Regions from separate parts of the Homo sapiens genome. Here region 1 is linked to region 2. Evidence: read pairs that join two places in POLR2A ChIA-PET (ENCODE). Cell type or tissue: OCI-LY7. All regions are shown on one strand. Links, peaks and the distances in the headings refer to the core of each region. The heading gives the core; the rest is flanking DNA. Region 1 overlaps TANK (TRAF family member associated NFKB activator). Region 2 has its middle 11 kb from the start of PSMD14.

The links. Peaks named below come from ENCODE experiments on the same cell type or tissue, not always from the same donor. Only the 100,000 strongest peaks of a DNase experiment are listed, where the experiment ranks them.
Region 1: POLR2A ChIA-PET joins it to region 2 with 6 read pairs; 7 of 35 experiments call an interaction of 5 or more read pairs at or near these places.

The regions. Positions count from the first base shown.
Region 1 is chr2:161,233,452-161,243,640 of GRCh38, reverse strand. TANK (TRAF family member associated NFKB activator) reads right to left here. Exons shown (of 8, transcript NM_001199135.3): 8 at 7,411-8,299. The coding sequence ends at 8,123. All of the region lies in intron 3 of PSMD14-DT (PSMD14 divergent transcript), which reads left to right. Among named protein-coding and RNA genes, the nearest start is that of LINC01806, 6.2 kb to the left of the region's middle. RefSeq lists enhancers at 343-452, 473-552, 4,701-5,257 and silencers at 4,340-4,409, 4,500-4,869, 9,455-9,524. In OCI-LY7, for the core only: no CTCF peak of the experiment used is centred there; DNase peaks (open chromatin) are centred at 4,870 and 5,560; H3K4me3 peaks cover 1,580 bases; H3K27ac peaks cover 31 bases.
Region 2 is chr2:161,291,994-161,302,182 of GRCh38, reverse strand. No RefSeq gene overlaps it. Among named protein-coding and RNA genes, the nearest start is that of PSMD14, 11 kb to the left of the region's middle. In OCI-LY7, for the core only: no CTCF peak of the experiment used is centred there; no DNase peak of the experiment used is centred there.

The sequences.
Region 1 (10,189 bases), core at 715-8,714, 58 kb after region 2:
GCTTTCTGGAGAAAGCCTGCTGCTTGCATTGCTTCCCCAGCCCCAGTTAGAGAGAGCTTTTTCAAGCAAGCTTTATCACCCTTACTGATACTTTGGATCCCCAGTGAGCTAGCCTTCCTTTTAAGCCAGTTGCTTGAAGAGGTCTGAGTACACCCACACAGGATGCCCCTTTATCACTGGCGGGTAGAGCTATTTAACAGCTGCAAATGGAGAAACTATTTGTCTAATGAGTGCTGTTTTCAGAGTTGATTCACCAATACTCTCAGGGGAAGATAATATAAGGCCGAGACTTCCTTCTGAGCTGCACAGCCATCTCCAGACAGTGAAGGCCAGGTCTGGAACCAAATGAAGTATTTGGTTGGTTTAGATAATGTTTTAGTTCCAGATCAATAGTTTTAGAAAATACATAAGCTCACTTCCAGTTCGTGCTGGTTAGCTATTTTGTTTCCCCCAGACAAACTCTAACCTAGAATTCAGACTGTTAAAAAACTTAGCACTGTGGTTTGGCAGTTATGGTATGGTTTAACTCCATACTCTAGAGGTACAAATCATTTTTTATCTTCTCTCATGTTAGTTTGTGTCTACAAAAATATGTTCCATGACTTGCTCTTCCCTCATTGGAGCAGGCCAGAGAGATGCTCAACACCCAGTGGGTTAAGGTGCCTCTTTTCCAAGCAGAAATGGACTGGGGCCCTTGTTAGAGTGGTGATAAACTGACAACATTGATTGATTGATAGATTGATTGATTAAGATGGAGTCTGGCTCTGTCCCCTAGGCTGGAGTGCAGTGGTGCGATCTCGGCTCACTGCAACCTCTGCCTCCCAGGTTCAAGCGATTCTCCTGCCTCGGCCTCCAGAGTAGTTGAGACTACAAGCATGCACCACCACGCCCAGCTAATTTTTGTATTTTTAGTGGAGATGGGGTTTCACCATGTTGGCCAGGCTGGTTTCGAACTCCTGACCTCAGGTGATCTGCCTGCCTCGGCCTCCCAAAGTGCTTGGATTACAGGCGTGAGCCACCTCACCTGGCCGACAACTTTAAATAATAAACCCCACTCCAGTGTCAGGTAATGTCAGGCCCCCTACTCTCTCTGTGGTTTATTCTTTTGTGTAAAAAGACTTTGGATAGGACTTAGGCTTCCTCTGAAACAAAGTACAAAGTCAGTGAAACACTGTATTTTATTTGAGGTAAGGGCTGGTTATGGAAAAAACAATAGTTTGAAAAAGACAGGAGAGCTTGAGTTGAGTTCCAACTATTTGAGTAGGTGTGAGGGACTCATTTATTCTCTTTAGATACAGTGGGGTTTTTTTGTTTGTTTCTTTATTGTTTGTTTTGTCCACACAAAAAGAAAGTTGAATTAGGCAGTCTTTAACATTTTCTTTTAAAAACAACTATTCCTTGAATTATTTTAAAGTGAAAAGTCATTATTTTTACAGTCCTTCCAAAGGATATTAACAAGATAGTTTTTGAATGTATTCATGGTATAGCCCTAAACAACAAAGGACACATGGGCAAGTGCCAGGATATCCAGGCCTTCTGGATTCCAAGGGGACATTCAACCATGGGAGATGGGTTAAACGTCAAAGGGTTGCATAATCAGGTACAGATTCTCTGAAAATGTGTGAGTGATTTTGAGATAGACATAACCCTCTATAGTCAGGACAAGGGGATAACATGTTTGAGAACTTACTTCAGTCCTATTAGGGGATTGATGCTTCAGAGAAAAGAGGACTACAATAAGATGAAAGCTACAGCTATGCAGTAAATAAACGTGGCATAATCATTCTGAATATTCTAGTGCTTGGTGCACTTTAAAGTGTGTGAATTCATCCATGAGGAGCTCTGAGGATGGAGGAAGTTGGCAATCTAGGAACTGGTCCTAGAAATGACCCAAGAAACTTGCTTCTTTGTATCTTTTTGGTGATAGAAGATGATGTTTCTTTTAATTTGAGGCCTTCTTGAACTGTAAGCTCCCACAATCTTTCGCTAAACAGACTTCATTCACATTCTGAATCTGGTTTTTGTCTCACACATATTAAATTTTACAAAACAGAAAGAAACAATAGAGCTTATTAGGAAAAACTTGTTTTGAATAGTAAATTAAGCATAATGGAAATAGGCACATGTTTTAGCACGGTTTTTTCCCCTTTTTTACCAATTGAACATTTACATCTTTTTCAAAGTGCTGTGATTTTCCCCTTAAGTCTTAAGCTGGCACCACACACTTTCAACAAATGAGACTTACATCACTTGTATCTGCTGAGAGAAATCATTGTAATACTGTGGATTCCAAATGCACAGCCTTCCAAAAAAGAGTTTTAGTCACCCCTAAACTGTATTAATCAAATCAATGTGGCATTCTAAGAATCCAAAGAACTACTTAATTTCAAAGACAGTGTAAATCAACTGGCAGCTCTGACTGATTTCAAAATATGCCGTTTTCAGAGACTGGAAACCTGTATATTCAGAGGTACACCTGACTACATGGTGTGTTATTAAGAGATATGCCCCAGGTGGAGGAATCTTCAAAGCCAATATATTTTCTTTATAACTGGTGTCAAATTGATGTATATATTAAAAAATCTTGGAAAATGATCTCAAAAAGGAAGTAACAGCCCAATGAGCCATATGTTCAGGGAACCTAACAGGTTTCCATTGGGACCAAATTTCACTTCACCTTTTTGTCCTTATGTGCAAATAAAAACTTATCTGTAAATACACCGTTAAAACAGTCATGCAAATTTGTGAGGTCTGTATACTGAGAGGAAATTACACTAAGCCTGTATAAACCAAGTTATTGGAAGATAAATAATTTGGTGAGATACATAACAACATGGGATTGAACTAAATTTGTTTGAGCTCTGTAGATTCACAGCTTTAGAGAGACATTGCTTCTACAGAATTGGTTAATGAAGCAAAGGCTGGTGAATAGTTAATAAATTGCTTAATTTTGATGCTGATGGAACATCTGAATCTCCACGTTTACATGAATAAATATAAAGTTAAAATTTGTTTTGCTGTTAGATAGGTTGCTATTTTAACAGATTCAGACACAAGGGAATTTTCCAAATGCCAGCTAATACTGTAGCATCAAGAAGTCTGTATATGCCAAGGGCAGAGGCCTGCTTAGTGGTTTTCCAAAGAGTGGAAAGCAGAAAGCATTAACATTTACTTACACAAAATCCTTTATGTAACTCTTCTAAGATTTTTCAACTTAAAAACTTTAAAACGTTCTGTATGATTTTAGTAGATCTGAAGTTTGCATTCAGCTATTCTATTGGTATGCCTGGGCATATTCTAAAAGGAAAAATGATTCACTCTGCACTTGTGTAGTTTTTCACATGACTAGGATCAATGAGGATGGTATAAAAATACCAAAATTTACTCATTTTAATTTCATTTTTGTGTACTTTTATCATGAAATATTACAAAGCAGAATAATATAAATGAAACCTTTGTGTATATATGACTGAGCTTTAGCAAACCTTATTTTAAATTGATTTTTTAAAAAGGAACAATGGTGTGTATAAAGTTATGCAAAGGTAGGGGTCAGCAGAAGAAACAATTACACTGCACAGGTTTTTAGTTACTCTGGAGGTCCATCTATGGCTTACGGGGAAGGAAGTTTTATGATGTTTATAAGGGTAGTTTATGTAAACCCGTAACAGTAAAAATATTTTAATGGTAGGAATAAAAGTGCCTTTTAAGTGCAACAATCAGCTTTTACGGTCAAAAAGTAACAGGAGGTTGTATGAAATCTCAGGTCCCCGCCTGCATCAACAGGTATGAAAGGCTTTTTTCAGCAGACTCGGGTTCCGATGGGCTCTTTGTCGGAGGGGCGGCCAGGGCGCTGCTGTTTTTGACTAGCTTGTCTCGGGCCAGAGTATAGAACAGAGCGGCCAGGCGGGGAGCTGGGCCTCCAGATCAGGTCCTGCCCCCATCTGCCCCACAGTCTTCGCGGCAGGGGGGAGCGCGGCCCGCTTCTTTCCAGGCCCTTCTCTCCCCGCGACGGTCTTTCGAGGGAACTCTCGAGGCCCAGACGGCCCCTTAATCTAGTCTTGGGGTCAGGAGGTCAGGCCTTGGAAGCACAGCTAATGCTAAGGCCCTTTATGTATCTTCGCTGCGATCATTTAAACCGTGGACCGGTAGCTCTGGCAAAAAAGGGGCTCCAGGGGTCTAAGAGCCGCAGCGCGCGAGGCGTGGCGGGGGGCGCTGACCTCGCCGACTCGCCGCAGGCCAGCGGGGCGCGGCCACTGCAGGGCGGGTTGGGGGCGGCTGGAGGCCTCGGGGTGGCGGCCACGCTCGGGCAGGGCAGGAGATCTGCGCTCAGTCCTGGAGCCCTTCTTGGCCTTTGTGGCCCTGTCACTCTTTTCACCCCTGGCTGGCCCTAGCCCTTTCTGAATTCGCCTGGACTCCCAGTCGCGCTCGCTGGCCGACGCGGTCGATTCACCAGACAGCGAGTGGGCGTGAGAACGCAGGCTCTTCGGCCGCTTCCCCAGTACGTGGATCCCGGAGCGCGGGTCCTCGCCCCACCGCCCCGGGGAGTGGGCGCGCGGCGCAGGCCGAGCCCTCGGGCGAGCCCGCGCGGGGCTGCACTCCACCGGGCCGGCGCTGGGGGCCGCGCGGGGGCTCCTGGCCCGCTAGGGACTCGGTGGCGGTGGCTGGGTTCCACTCGCCAGCGGCGGGAAGGACGCGCGGGAAAGCGAGGGAGCAGGAAGCGGGTGGCGGCGGCGGCGCGGGGCCCGCTGGAAAGGAGGGAGCGCCGCAGGCGGGAGGAGGGAGCGCGGAGGAGGGAGGCCGGGAGGAAGGAGGGAGCGCGGCAGGCAGGCGGAGGGAGGGCTGATTAGCATGCAGCAGCGCTCGCGCGCCCGGCTCCATTGTTTTAACACCTCCCCTCTCCTCCGCGCCAATCTGTCACCGTTCAGCAGGCGAACGCTGCTGCCTCAAATGCTGCTCTTCTCAAATGAGACGGATAATTAGTTGCCCCGCACGAATGCCGCACTCTTCTCACCCCTGATTGCTATCACCTTCTTGCTCCTGGCAGTTTTGACACCTCGTAATCAGCCTGCTGCTTTTCTCTTTTCTTCCCGACTTCTGCTTCCCTCCCCCCGCTTTCCTTCCTAGTTTATTTATTTATTTATTATTATTATTTTAAATGCAATCCCGGTGCTTATTTGGGCGAGTCCTCCGCCGAGTTAACCTTTCGCGTATACATGTGTGCATTTATCTGTATATGGGAAATTGGGTGTCTGTGCGTGAGCGGGGGGCGGGCTGGCAGTTTTGCGGGAAACACTGCTTCCACGCCGAGAGAACTCGCTTCTCCTAAAGATATTTTTGGGAAGGGAGGAGTTGCAGAGAGGGACGGGAGGGGAGAGTTGGGGAGACCTCAATTAATGCTTTAAAGATCTCTTAGAAATTAACAAACTGGGGAGTCTTGGAATCTGCTGTCAGAAGCGTGTTTTCCCCTCTCTCCTCTAACAAGCACTGACAGTCTAATTACTGTAGCTACAAGCAGCTGTCGAGGCAGCAGCCCGGGAGAGGAGGCGCCACAGGCTGGGCGCGCCCGGCCGGCCCCTGCGCCCAGCCGAACCGCCGAAGCACGGCCCGACTCGGGGAAGGACTCAGGGAGGATGGAGAGGGGCAAGGCCCCGCGCCCGAGAACCCCGGCGGGCCTGCGAGCCAGCGGACACGCTTATTGTTTCCTTAAGTCTTTACCTTGAAGGTTAAAAGATGTGACGAAAGGAGGGGACGTGGGGGGAGTGGGAAGAAAATCTTCTAAGCTTCTATCCACCCCTTTTCTACCTCCTCGAGCTCTCCCTCCCCCCGTGTTGGTAAAATAACCACGCAACCCGGGGCTGAGGGGGCGGGGTGAGCCAGGCTGGAGTGTAAGAAAGCAGATGTCCCCGCTGGCAGCAGCCTCAGCCTCCGGGGAAAGCTGCACCGGGGGGGCCCTCCCGAGGACATTCACCTCCCACTTCTCAGGCATCCCGCTCACAACTGCCTCGCCTCGGCGGGGGTGGTTTTTTCAGACTCGGCGTTTCGCGTGTGCAGCTTTTTTACCTGGGAGCTGTTCTTACCCGGCCACGCTTAGCAGATGCCAAAAGCCAGACCCTGCACGACTCAGTCATGAGACAGAGGGAGAGACCTGGCGGGTGCCCACTCCACCTTTAGAGCGGTGACCCGCGCTCCCTCTGTAGAGCAGGGCAGGGGGCTGCTCTCCAGGCTGCCTTTCCTGTGGCCCCAAAGGGTCTATGTCCCTCACCACGTGGAGCTTAGGGTGCCGCTGGAATCCAGAAGAAAACCGAGTTTGCTAGTCCTGCTAAAAGTGGTGGGGGCGGGGAAAGGATGGGCTGGGGAGGAAGGTCAATGGTACACTTTAATTTGAGTCACCTTCTGGGACACGGAGTTTCCTCTGGTTGTCAGCAAGCTAGTAGATGTCAACTGTGTTGAGAGAAAGTCTTCCCATCTAGAAAAGGACAGGGGAAAAAAAGAATCCCCTTTCACCAGATAGGTACAGTGGTATATTCTGGCTGGTACACGCTGGGAAGTTTTTATTTTTAATTTTGTGTGTGTGTGTGTGTGTGTGTGTGTGTGTGTGTGTGTGTGTGCGCGCGCGCGGAGAAGGGAGGCTGGGTGGGCGGGAAGTGGGGGGAAGGGAAGAAACTTGGATAATTGTCTAGGCATTTCCATTCAGCCCTAGTGGCAATGAAAGAAAGATGTACATACCTCAGAACCCTTCGCAGTGAATACCTAATAATTACTGTCACCCTGGTGAGGAACATGTCAATATGATGTGCTTGGCACCAGGAGAAGTCGAGGCACCACTCTCATTCTTCCACAAGTTAAGGTTCTTCACTGTGGCACAGAGGCCTGCTCAAATTCCCCCATCCCACACCCTCTAGTTTAAAGCACTTGCTTCAAGAAGGCTTAAATTTCTGAGAGTTGCAAATCAATGCTTACTTCATAAAATGGAAGCCATGCCTTAAACACTTTTAAGAATCAGGGGAAAACAGAAACCTATAAGGCGAGAATCATAGGGAATAAAAATGAAAGGGAAGTCTCATTTTAAACAAATTTTGCAGCCGTCTGAATTTGGTATCCACTCTCTCAAATGTCTTCAGTGGCCATCAATCAGGCTGCTAACAATGAATAACAAATTTCTCAACAAGAATATGAACATTTCTAATCTAAGTTAACAAATATAGATAGTCCTTGCAGGGTTTTAGATTTTCTCCCGTTAAAAACAAATGTTTCTTTAGAAAGTTTAGTTTGAAGAATAATTCTAAAATTCAAAGTGATTCACTAATTGTAATAAATGCCACCAAATCTGGTCATCACCATTCTATTAGGTTACTGAAATGAAAACATGAATTTTATAAACTTCCCTAAAAATGTGATTCCTTCCTTCCCTTTTTTTTTTTTTTTTTTTACTCAGGAACAAAGGACATACAAATGATCACAACATAAGTACCTCTTAATATTTAATTAATTTCATCATGTAGCTATACACACAGTAAAAATTAAAGCCATGTATATTATTTAAAAATCTAAAGTGTTTAAATAATTCTACCAGTTGTTTTATCACTGGACAAGAAATGTATTAGGTTTGATATTTACAAAGATGTTTATGTTGTCTGCTATTTTCTATTATAGGTTTATTCAAAGAGAATATCACCTATAGCATAAATAATTAAATTTTTCAATAAAAACAAACTAAAAAAACCCTAGAAACATTTGACATCACCAAATTCAACAGCTCTCACTAGAAATCCAAGCAATAAACTTAGATATTTGAAATAAACATAAATTATGATTATATAACTCTAAGTCACATACATAATTTTGAATTATAGTAATAGCACTGTAAACATGAATACAAAGGATTACAGTTTTATACAGAATTTTTTTTGTTTTTCTTCTTTTAGGCTTATTTCTCCTTGAAAGAACAGAATGATCTTTTAAAAAATAAGAGTTATATAGTAAATCCAGAAAAAAATTCAAATAGCTGTGAAACTAGATTTTCCTATAAATGATCTTGAATTTAGTTTACAATCAAGTATTTATAGTATTAAAAACCCAAAATCATCACATAGAACTTGATATGTCTGTTTTCAAATGTGTCTTAAGTCTCTCCATTGAAGTGTGAATTAAGATGCCGAAGGAAATCCCCCCTGGATGTAATGGATGGTGGGAAAACTGCTTGACAGAATTCACATACTCGAGGTATATGCAGTTCTGAGTCTGTGCCACTTAGTACCACCGAGTCACTGTCTTGATTAGGAAAGGGCTTCCAAATGGGCTGCAGGAAACAAACAAAAATATCTGTTACTTATGTTTAAATTCAAATAGCACTGGACTTCAAATTTGAATTTCTGAATGAGTTACGCATGGGCATATATATTGAATTCCCTAATATAAAAGCAAATTACTTTTCCGTAAAGTTAGCATGACATGACTCAATTCGTGGTTTCATAAAGGGCACAACTAAACTTTGATTAAAAGTCACTTGGGACACACACAGTCATGCATTTTATCTTTATATATTTAAAAAGATTGCAGCTTTAGCATGCAATTTTTAATACTCGATCACAACAGCAGTAGTTTTGGAACAATAGCTAATACTCTGGTCTTTTAAATTAAATTCTATCTTTTGTTTTTTACAATAAAAACCTTAAATTATAGGGGCTTTATTAATTACATAGTACACAAGACATGATGTGTGTGTGCATTGCGTCTTAATCAAAATCAATTTCACTACTGTTTATAAGCAAATACAGTGAATACATCATACATGAATCAGCATTATTTTGATTTTTAAAAAGAAAATTTTCCTTTTAAACTACTGAACAAATTTCACTGATGTTATCTTTTGTTTTTAAAAACACAAATATTTAATCATTCAACAAAATCTAACACATGCAGTGTTTTGACTTCTTACTTTGCTTCTGTTATATAATAGGTAGTTTGGCCTTACTCATTCTTGTGGCTGAATAAAGTGAAACTCGTCAATAGTTGCCTGGTTAAAGAATTATGGAAAGTCATAATCTAACAGAACCACCTCCACTATAACCAGCACATAAATACCCTTTCATAACTGCATTTATTCTTTTTTTTAAATTTCTAGAAGGACAAGAAATAGCATTTAGCTTAATAATAGCTACACAATAGATGTCTGTTAACTGGAAAATATTTTCCTGAATTGTGTAAACCAAATTATTTTTTAAAATTTCTTATGTGGACACAGGTAAATTCCTCTGACACAGCTAAATTCTGATATTTTAAGAAGAATCATCTCATAAAGTCAAATTTAAAGAGACCCCTTATCCTCCTATTACTAATATGTTTTTAAAGTCACACATCCTAGTCTAGCACCTGACAAGTGTTACTGTTATTTCCCCTAACTTCTTTCATTCTGGTTAACCAATCATTTACATAAACAGTATATTACTAATGGAAGCACTTGGATTTCACGACATCACTGTCTTCTTATGAACAGTTTACTGGACAGCTGTGTACAATTGGTGTAAATATACAACGTCTGTCTAGGCACCCAGACACATTCAAATATCAGTATGGAGGACTTATAATAATGCTGACTCAATTCCTTTCATAAGAAATGTCAATTTTATTACAAAAATAGTAATATTTAAAATAAATGTTATAAAATTTAGGGTAAAATAACTCTCTGGAAAAACTTCTTTGATAAAAGTAGTAAAAATTGTGAGCATACAAACAAAAATCTAGTTAGAGTTAACTTGATTCTAATTTTAATGTTTTCAGTTTAAACAAAAAAGTACAAATCACTGTAATGGGAAATTGATATGGCCAAAAATAAAAGATTATTAAAGATAATTCTTATTTATATAAAATAGTAAGAAATTAAATCAGAAGCAATTTAGCTTCTAAATTTGGTAAGCCAATCTTCTACTCCCAATTTACCTATTAAATCCATATTCATTTTTCTCTATTAAGAACTTTTAGTTCAGATTTGATCTCTTCATAGAATTTAGTTGGGATCCCACTCACTGACTCAGCAAAGTAAAAAAGAAAATCACATAGAACAATAATAATCTGATATACTTTAGTCTTGGTTATGATAGCTGAATATATAAAATAGATGTTTAGTAGTAATGATTGATAGAAAGTAAAATTTTGAAATATGTAGCCAAAAATTTCACTTGTCTTTGCT
Region 2 (10,189 bases), core at 1,352-9,351:
AATTATTGTTTGGGTTAGACCCAAGATAGCTTTGGAAACCACCTCAGTGCACAGAATTGTGAAATATTTAATTTTCTAAAATATTTAGTTTTCTAAAATCATAAAATGACAAGAGTTCACATTATTAAATATGTAATGTACGTTGTGTTGTGTCAAAGAGAAGCCTTCCTGCTCATTTGGTATCCACTGAATCTGGCAAGTTTATTAAATGAAGGACTGACTAGTGGCGTTACTACATACATGTTACAAACCTTAAAATCCATCAACCTTACTGTAAATATTTCTTCCTATTTATAAAGAGCTCTAAGGACAGCTCCTTTCATATACAAAGTATGACTAAATGTCTAGTAAGAAATTGTAAGAGTAAATTTTCAGATTACCCAGATTTACAATTATGAATATCAAAAAGGGCTGTTGCCATTTGAATTTTTAAGAAATGTTTAAGAAACTGAATGTTTAAGAAATGCATTGTTTTCTGTTCAAAAATTAAAATCAGCTTTGTCATATTTAATTATGTTTTTTGAGTTACATAGTTTTTGAGTATTATAAATAAATATAGATCCAGCAAAAGAAAAAGAAAAAATAGGAAAATATTTACATATTAAAGTACAGTGAATTAAGTTAATGTATAAGGCCAATAGAATAATTGTTACTTCTGCCAGATGGTATTTTACATTTTGATAAAGAGATATATTCTTAATCATATATGTCAAGGAAAAGCAACCATATGTTGTTAAACACTTCCAATTTGTCATTTAATTTAAAAGGCACTACTGATATTGCCATAAAATTTTTTTTTTTTTTTTGGTGATGTAATCTGTCCCTGGTGTCAATAAAATGTAATCTCTTCAAGTAGTTTCCTTAGTTTTCTTCAACTGTTTGATCCAATAATTCAATGAAGAATTGCCTTAGCATCTACAAGGAAAGAACACCATATAGTGGGTAAATCAGAATCCAGAGTATATATTCAAGTTACTACTGGGCAAGAAGCATAACCTCTGTTTTCAAGAAGGCTCTAGAATTTAATTTACTATATTCTAGTAAAGTGAATAAAATATATAGAGTAAATCAAATGATCACAAATTGGTTTGCCTTAAAGTTCAGAAACCAGTATATTCTTTATTTGTTGTGTTTTTGAGACAGAATCTCACTCTGTTGCCCAGGCTAGAGTGCAGTGGCACCATCTTGGCTCACTGCAACCTCTGCCTCCTGGGTTCAAGTGATTCTTGTGCCTCAGCCTCCCAAGTAGCTGGGATTACTGGCGCACACCACCACACCTGGCTAAGTATTGTATTTTTAGTAAAGATGGGGTTTCACCATATTGGCCAGGCTGGTCTTGAGCTCCTGACCTCAAGTGATCCACTCGCCTCAGCCGCCCAAAAGGCTAGGATTGCAGGCATGAGCTACCGCACCTGGCCCAGTATATTATTAAGAAAAAAAAAAAAGAGGGTGACTATATTACAAAACAATTTTCCTCTTTACAAAAAGATGTTGAATGAAAAAAACATTAAGGAAGACACAGAAAATAGCATTCAATCTACAATAGAAAAAGGAAACTGGTATCAGATTATTATTAAAACAAAGATTTTATGTGCCTTTATTTCCTCTACTCTACTTTTTTGAGAAGAATATCTCAGCCCCTCTTCCTCTGTCACTCTTCACCCATTTCTCTTCTCACGCTACAGGGCTCCATGGATTATTTCTTTCAGGCTTAAAGTCTGAATTACCATCTACGTGCTGAAGACTTGCAGATTTCTATTGTCTGTGCATCTCTCTTCTCCAGACTTTTCATTGTTACATGGCTGTCACTATTTATCTATTCTCCAGTTGATGGACATTTGGGTTGTTTCCAATTTTTTGCTATTATGAACAATGCTGCTATGAATATTCTGTGTGTCCCCTGGTGTGTCAGATCAAGAGATTCTCAAGAATATATACCTAGAAGTAAAATGGCTAGATTCTAAGACAGACATGTCAATTTTACTAGATAGTACCAAATTGTATTCCAATGTGATGTTCAAAATATCTGATTACTTTGTGCCATCACTAACAGTGTTGTTAGACTTGTTTATTTTTGATAATCTAATGAAAATAGAGTGATATATTGTTTTAATTTGCATATTTCTAATTACTAATAAGATTGAATGTGTTTCATATTTGTTGGCCATTTATATTTTTTCTTTTCTGATATGCCAATTCATGACTTGGGCACATTTTTTCCTCTAGAGTTAGCTATCCTTTTTTGCATGCTTTCAAACTCTTCATTCACGCTTAGTAAAATGAAACTCAATGAGGATATGTTACATGGGAAAGGTAATGTAGTTAGTAGCAGAACTCAAAATTCATAGTAACCAGTATGTGGGATTTGGGGGAGGGAAGCAATTTATATGCAACTAATATCATTTCCTTGTGTGTTACATATTTTTTTCTAAAGTGAACACAAGTGAAATATTAAGTTTCAGTGACACTTAAGATTGTGTTGCCAGGCATGGTGGCTCACGCCTGTAATCAGCAAAGGAGACCAAGGCAGGCAGATCGCTTGAGCCCAGGAGTTCTAGGCTAGCCCAGGCAACATGATGAAACCCTCTCTCTACAAAAACAAAAAATAAGAAAAAGAAACCCAAAAATTAGCCGGGTGTGGGGCACATGCCTGTAGTCCCAGCTACTTGGGGGGCTGAGGCAGGAGGATCATCTGAGCCCAGGGAGTTTGAAGCTGTAGTGAGCCATCATTGTGTCACTGTACTCCAGCCTGAGTGACAAAGTAAGACCTTGTCTCAAAAAAAAAAGAAAGATTGTGTTTGACACTTAAGATTGCATATGATCACCTCCTTTCTGAGCCAGACAGACATGGGCTTTGCAGGCCAATGAGATTGGAATGCTATTCCAGGGATGCTACACTCAGAGTGAGTCTTGAGAAGTCACAGGTCTGTTCATTATATTGGCAAATAACTAAGGAAATTTTCCAAACAAACTTTCCACCAATCCTGGAAACTCATATTTGGGGGATGGAGTGTGGAACTGTGTAGTGTAATAAAGATGCCCATATGAGTCTGATCTGTCCATTATTTTGGATGTATCTACTCATTGTCTAAAGTGATTGAGACACAAAACCAAAATAAAGTGAATTTCTTATTGTCTGTCATGAGTACCACAGGCGGTACATAAGATAATTTCAGATGATTCATGAACATTTTCTGTATTAATGGGAATATACTTATTTTGATGTATAATAGAAAAATACAAAAAGAACATATCAGACCTGTGATATGATTTCTTTTTTTTTCTTTTTAAAATTTTTGAAAGAGGGTTTCACTCTGTCGTCCAGGCTGGAGTGCAGTGGGTGATCACGACTCGCTGCAGCCTTGATCTCCCAGGCTGAAGTGGTCCTCCCACTTCAGCATCCCAAATTGCTGAGACTACAGGCACGAGCCACCACACTGGCTTCTTTTAGAATTTTATATCTAACTTTTATCACCACACTTTATCACAAAGAAAAAGCCACAATAATAATTATTTTAATAATAGAACACATGAATAAAGATGAAAATAATTTGGGGTTTTTAACCTAGAAAATAAGACTAAGGGATGAATTCAAATGAATGCTAAATTATTTCAAGAAAAATACTGAATGTCCTCTATTCCATAGAAGACACAGAATGATAATTATGAAGAGCTTTATTAATTATAAATAAAGAAGGCTTTATCAACTATAAGGATAAAATATAGTATTTCAGGGCTGGGCACAGTGGCACATGCTTCTAATCCCAGCACTTTGAGAGACCCAGGTGGGCCAATCGCTTGAGCTCAGGAGTTGAGACCAGCCTGGGCAACATGGTGAAACCCTGTCTCTACACAAAAATGCAGTAATTAGCCAGGCATGGTGGTGCATGCCTGTAGTCCCAGCTACTTGGGAGGCTGAAGTGGGAGGATCGCTTGAGCCTGGAAGATTGAGGCTTCAGTGAGCCATGATTATGCCATTGCACTCCAGCCTGAGTGACAGAGTGAGACCTGTCACCAAAAAAAAAAAAAAAAAAAAAAAGTGTTTTCGTTCTTAAGAGCTTTGAAAAAAGATGAATGAGGAGGTAACCAATTTTTTAATAATAATGTCCTATCTTCCATTTATTACTCAAGAAGTTGTATAGATGAAAGAAGCTAAAGTACCTCCCCTAAAATTATTAGGATGCAGGGCAGCCAAAGAAAGTAGAAGAGGGGAGAGACCTTACAGCCCAGTATCTCAGGACTATGACTTTTCTTTTTTTTTAAATTTTGAGATGGTGGACTCGTTATATTACCCTTCTGGCCTTAAACTCTTGGTCTCAAGTGACCCTCCTGCCTCAGCCTCCCAAGTAGCTGGGATTACAGAAGCGCACCACCATGAGACCTTTTTTAAAAATATATATATATTTTTTTAAATTTTACTTTCAGTTCTGGGATATATGTGCTGAACATGCAGGTTTGTTACATAGTTATACATCATCACTGGTCATTAGAGAAATGCAAATCAAAACCACAATGAGATACCATCTCATGCCAGTTAGAATGGCAATCATTAAAAAGTCAGGAAACAACAGGTTCTGGAGAAGATGTGGAGAAATAGGAACAGTTTTACACTGTTGGTGGGAGTGTAAATTAGTTCAATCATTGTGGAAGACAGTGTGGCGATTCCTCATGGATCTAGAACCAGAAATACCATTTGACCCAGCAATCCCATTACTGGGTATATACCCAAAGGATTATAAATCATTCTACTATAAAGACACATGCACATGTATGTTTATTGCAGCACTAGTCACAATAGCAAAGACTTGGAACCAATCCAAATGCCCATCAATGATAAGACTGGATAAAGAAAATGTGGCACATATACATCGTGGAGACCTTTTTTTGAACTAACATCAGTGATCACTTGGATACACTGTTTATGTGCCTTATTGCTTAAGACAACTACATCAAATCACTACTGAATGACTTAACAAACTGGTTTTTATTCCAGGATTCAGATAAGTATGGTATTGTCATTTGGTTTTGCTTCAACATGCTCAATTACTGTTTGCATAAAATTTTGCACTCATTAAGAATTGGAGTAAAAAATATTTTTCTTAATTCCATGAAATCCTCAAACTGGGGCCAATTTGAGTGTTGAAGATGGAAGGAGGGTGAGATTGAAAAACTACCTATTGGGTATTATGCTGATAATCTGGGTGACAAAATTATCAGTACACCAAATTCTCTCAACACCCAATTTACCCATGTAACAAATCTGCACATGTACACCTTGAACCTAAAATAAAAGTTAGAAAAAAAAATAATTTACAAAACTAAAAATAAATACTTTAAAGCCAAAAAACAAAAAATAAATAAATAAAATCCTCAAACTGGATTTTTACTCTTAAAAATACTTTAAGTGAGGCCGGGCGCAGTGGCTCACGCCTGTAATCCCAGCACTTTGGGAGGGCCGAGGGGGGTGGATCATTTGAGATCAGGAGTTTGAGACCAGCCTGGCCAACATGGTGAAGCCTCATCTTTACTAAAAAAAAAAAATACAAAAATTAGCTGAGCCTGGTGGTACATGCCTGTAATCCCAGCTACTCGGTAGGCTGAGGCAGGAGAATTCCTCGAACCCAGGAGGCAGAGGTTGCAGTGAACCAAGATCGCACCACTGTACTCCAGCCTGGGTGACAGAGCGAGACTCCATCTCAAAAAAAAAAAAAAAACAAAGTGTATTTTTTTTTGAGATGGAGTTTCACTCTTGTTGCCCAAGCTGGAGTACAGTGGCGCGATCTCGGCTCACTGCAACCTCTGCCTCCCGGGTTCAAGCAATTCTCCTGCCTCAGCCTCCTGTGTAGCTGGGATTACAGGTGCGTGCCACCATGCCCGGCTAATTTTTTCTATTTTTAGTAGAAACAGCGTTTCACCATGTTACCCAGGCTGGCCTCGAACTCCTGACCTCAGGTGATCCACCCACCTCAGACTCCCAAAGTGCTGGGATTACAGGTGTGAGCCACCACACCTGGTTTAAGTATACTTTTAAGCACATTTTAAGAGCAAAATATTTGTGACTTATTGGTTAGGACTTACATAAAGTTTCTAAACTTTTTATAAAATAAACTTGATCCACTTACAAACATGAAGATTAAACAGAAATTTGTTAGGTGTCAGAGAATATTGCTCTAGTTAAACTTCAAAAGCTTCTTAGCCCCTAATGAGGTAGTTTCAACAAGATCATCTTTGTTGGATGATACTGAGTCTATAAAGAGTCATATTTTTAGAGTATGACTATTTTTATAATGAACTTATTTAATTTGTAGACTAGTTCACTATAAACCTTTTCTAATCTTTGTATTAGTTTTCTGAGCATTTTGTGATTTCTTTATGTAATTATTGTGAATTTAATAAATTAAGCAATAATCTTAATGCTTTAAGATGCTATTGTAGAACAGTCATTTCCTAACAATTGAGTGAAAATGAACCTATTCATAGAGACAATTTGGTATTTATTCACAAAATGACAATAATTTTTTACAGATAAATGGTAGCTTTTAAAATCTCAGCTGTTGAATCAAAAGGAGTGAAAGTGGTAATTCTGAGACTACAAAAAACTTGATTAATAAGTAAAGGGAAGATTTTTTTTTAATGAGAGATAACTTTTTATTTTGTGCTTCAAAACATAATTGGGCTGGGTGTGGTGGCTCACACCTGTAATTCCAGCACTTTGGGAGGCCAAGGTGGGTGAATCACTTGAGATCAGGAGTTCAAGACCAGCCTGGCCAACATGGTGAAACCCCATTTCTACTAAAAATACAAAAATTAGCCAGTCATGGTGGCACATGCCTGTAATCCCAGCTACTCTGGAGGCTGAGGCAGGAGAATAGCTTGAAACCGGGAGAAAGAGGTTGCAGTAAGCCGAGATGGCACCACTGCACCACTGGACTCCAGCCTAGGTGATAGAGTGAGAGTCCATCTCAAAAACAAAACAAAACAAAACAAAACACAAAAAACAAAAAAACATAATTGGGCCATGAATGCTTAACAAGAGCAATTGAGCTATTAGTTGTTCCGACTGAAAAACATTTAAATATAATAATACAACATCAAATCTTATATATACATTTATATATTTTTTCATAAAGCAACTTTAATGAGACTAGAATGCAAAAAGGCTTGCTTGAGTTATAATACTAACCATGGTATCTATGCTATGGAATTGCTTCAAAGGTGACACTTTATAATAAAATGCTTTGGAAATTTGGATGACATCAATGCATTATGCCAGATTTCACTAGTAGGTAAAATGTTTCTAATGAATTTTGAAATGCTTGGAGGAATTTAAAAATAACTCTAAAAAATCATGTATATTATATATACATTTTTAAATCTATTCAGTTTTTTTCTAACCTGCATGCATATGGACTCTGTAGTGCTGTAATAAGTAATTAAATAATAATGGGACACATGAGAAAGATTTAAAACCAATCAAAACTACCAAGAACTATACAAACTAAAAACCCCAGCAGGGTGCAGTGGTTCACACCTGTAATCCCAGCACTTTGGGAGGCCAAGGTGGGTGAATCATGAGGTGAAGAGATGGAGACCATCCTGGCCAACATGGTGAAACCCCGTCTCTACTAAAAATACAAAAATTAGTCCGGCATGGTGGTGCGTGCCTGTAATCCCAGCTACTCGGGAGGCTGAGGCAGGAGAATCACTTGAATCCAAGAGGCAGAGGTTGCAGTGAGCCGAGATCACGCCACTGCACTCCAGCCTGCAGACAGAGTGAGACTCCGTCTCAAAACAAAACAAAACAAAAACCCAATATGCTGTTAATTTGGTTAGTGTAAAAAAGGATTTATTTCAATGGCTAGTCCAATGTTTCATTTAATCTTCCCAAAAGGGTAGTAAAAAGAAAAAAAAAAGCAGCACAAAAAGTCTGGAAACCTTATGCTGCTACCTTTGTGACTTTAAGTCATTTACTACTTTGGTCCTCAGTGTACAGAGAGAACGCTGTTTAACTTCTTATTCTTATTCTCACTCTTATTCTAGCAATGGAACATTTTGTCAAATGGAATCTTACATAGGGCACCAATATATAAAACAGATAAATGCAGAGCTGCTCTGCTAAGGTGGTGGGTGGGAAAACCTGGAGCCCTCTCCAGATTTGTTTGTGCTATTTTTTGCTGTATAAAAGTTTCAAAAAACATTTAATGGCTTTGCTTTTGCTTCTGGGTTGTGTATATTCAGAAAAACATTTTATAGTGTAAAACTTTTAAAACATCTCTTCCTTCTTCAAAGACTTTCATATTTAAATCCTTCAGCGATCTAGAATTTATTTTAGTATAAGGGCTCCAACTTCACATTTTTCGAGGTTTCTACCTAGCTGTTCCTCCATTTATTAAGCAATTTGTCTTTATCCTGTTGATTTGCAATGTCACCTTTCTCATGTAATAAATTGTCCATATCAGCCGGCCGTGGTGGCTCACACCTGTAATCCCAGCACTTTGGGAGGCCAAGTCAGGCTGATCGTGAGGTCAGGCATTTGAGACCAGCCCGGCCAATATGGTGAAACCCTGTCTCTACTAAAAATACAAAAATTAGCTGGGCATGGTGGTGCGCACCTGTAATCCCACCTACTCGGGAGGCTGAGGCAGAAGAATCGCTTGAACCTGGGAGGCAGAGGTTGGAATGAACCTAGATTGCACCACTGCACTCCAGCCTGGGTGGCAGAGTGAGACTCCGTCTCAGAAAAAAATAAAAAATTAAAAAAAAAATTGTCCATATTATGGAATCTGTTTCTAGTTTCTGGTACTTAAGTTTTAGGAATGCATTACCTCTCCCCATTCTGCTCTCTCCCCATTCTGCCATTCACCAATGACCAAGAAGTACAAACATCTTGTAGTCCTGTTTTTTTTTTTTTTAATGTGAAGACTTTCCGTTATGTACACAAATGGTTAGCTTTTTGTTTAACTTTGCATGTCACATTTACCATTCTTTATTGCCAACTGTGTAAAAAAATTGTCATCTATTACATTTGCAATCACATAAGACATACAGTGGTCCCCCCACCTTATCCAAGGGGGATATGTTCCAGTGGATATCTGAAACCTCAGATAATACCAAGCCATATATATATATATTTGTGCATCTATGATGCACAAATTTCATTCTTCTTCTTCACAATATCACAGATAGAAGATACATTCTTATTGTAGATCTCAGCAACCTCAGCATATGATTTTCTTTCTTTCCTTGTTAAGTTGAGAACTTTCATCTTTTCACTTAAAAGGAGCACTTGATGGCTTCTGCTTGGCATAGCCAAATTGCCAGCATCACTACTCTTGCATCTTGGGGCCATTATTAAATAAAATAAAAGTTATTTGAACATAAGCACTGTGATACCACAACAGTCCATCTATAGCCAGTATGGCTGCTGAGTGACTAATGAACAGGTGATGAACAGCTTACAGCATGGTGACGCTGGACACGGGTGATTCCTGTCTGGGTAAGACTGAGTGGGACAGTGTGAGATTTCATCACACCACTCAGAATGGTACACGATTTCCAACTTAAGAATTATTTCTGAAAATTTTCACTTAATATTTTCAGACCATGGTTAGTCACAAAATTGCCAATAAGTGAGGACTACTATGTATAAATTATTACCAGGGTACTAAGAGCTTGAATTCTGGAGCCAGAATGGGGACAGTTATAATAGTAGGGTTGTTGTGAGGATTAAATGACTTAATATTTGTAAGATACTTAATAAGCATTATGTCATTATTGTTGCATATAATCTATAGATCAGTTTATGTAGTTTGTAAGTGATACATTTTATCTTTTTAAAGTTGCTACCCTTAAATATTTTATTTTATTTTATGCTTTTTTTATTATACTTTAAGTTCTAGATACATGTGCACAACGTGCAGGTTTCTTACATATGTATACATGTGCCATGTTGGTGTGCCTTACCCTTTAACTCATCATTTACATTAGGTATATCTCCTGATGCTATCCCTCCCCCCTCCCTCACCCCACAACAGGCCCCTGTGTCCAAGTGTTCTCATTGTTCAGTTCCCACCTATGAGTGAGAAAATGCTGTGTTTGGTTTTCTGTCCTTGCAAAAGTTTGCTCAGAATGATGGCTTCCACCTTCATCCATGTCCCTACAAAGAACATGAACTCATCCTTTTTTATGG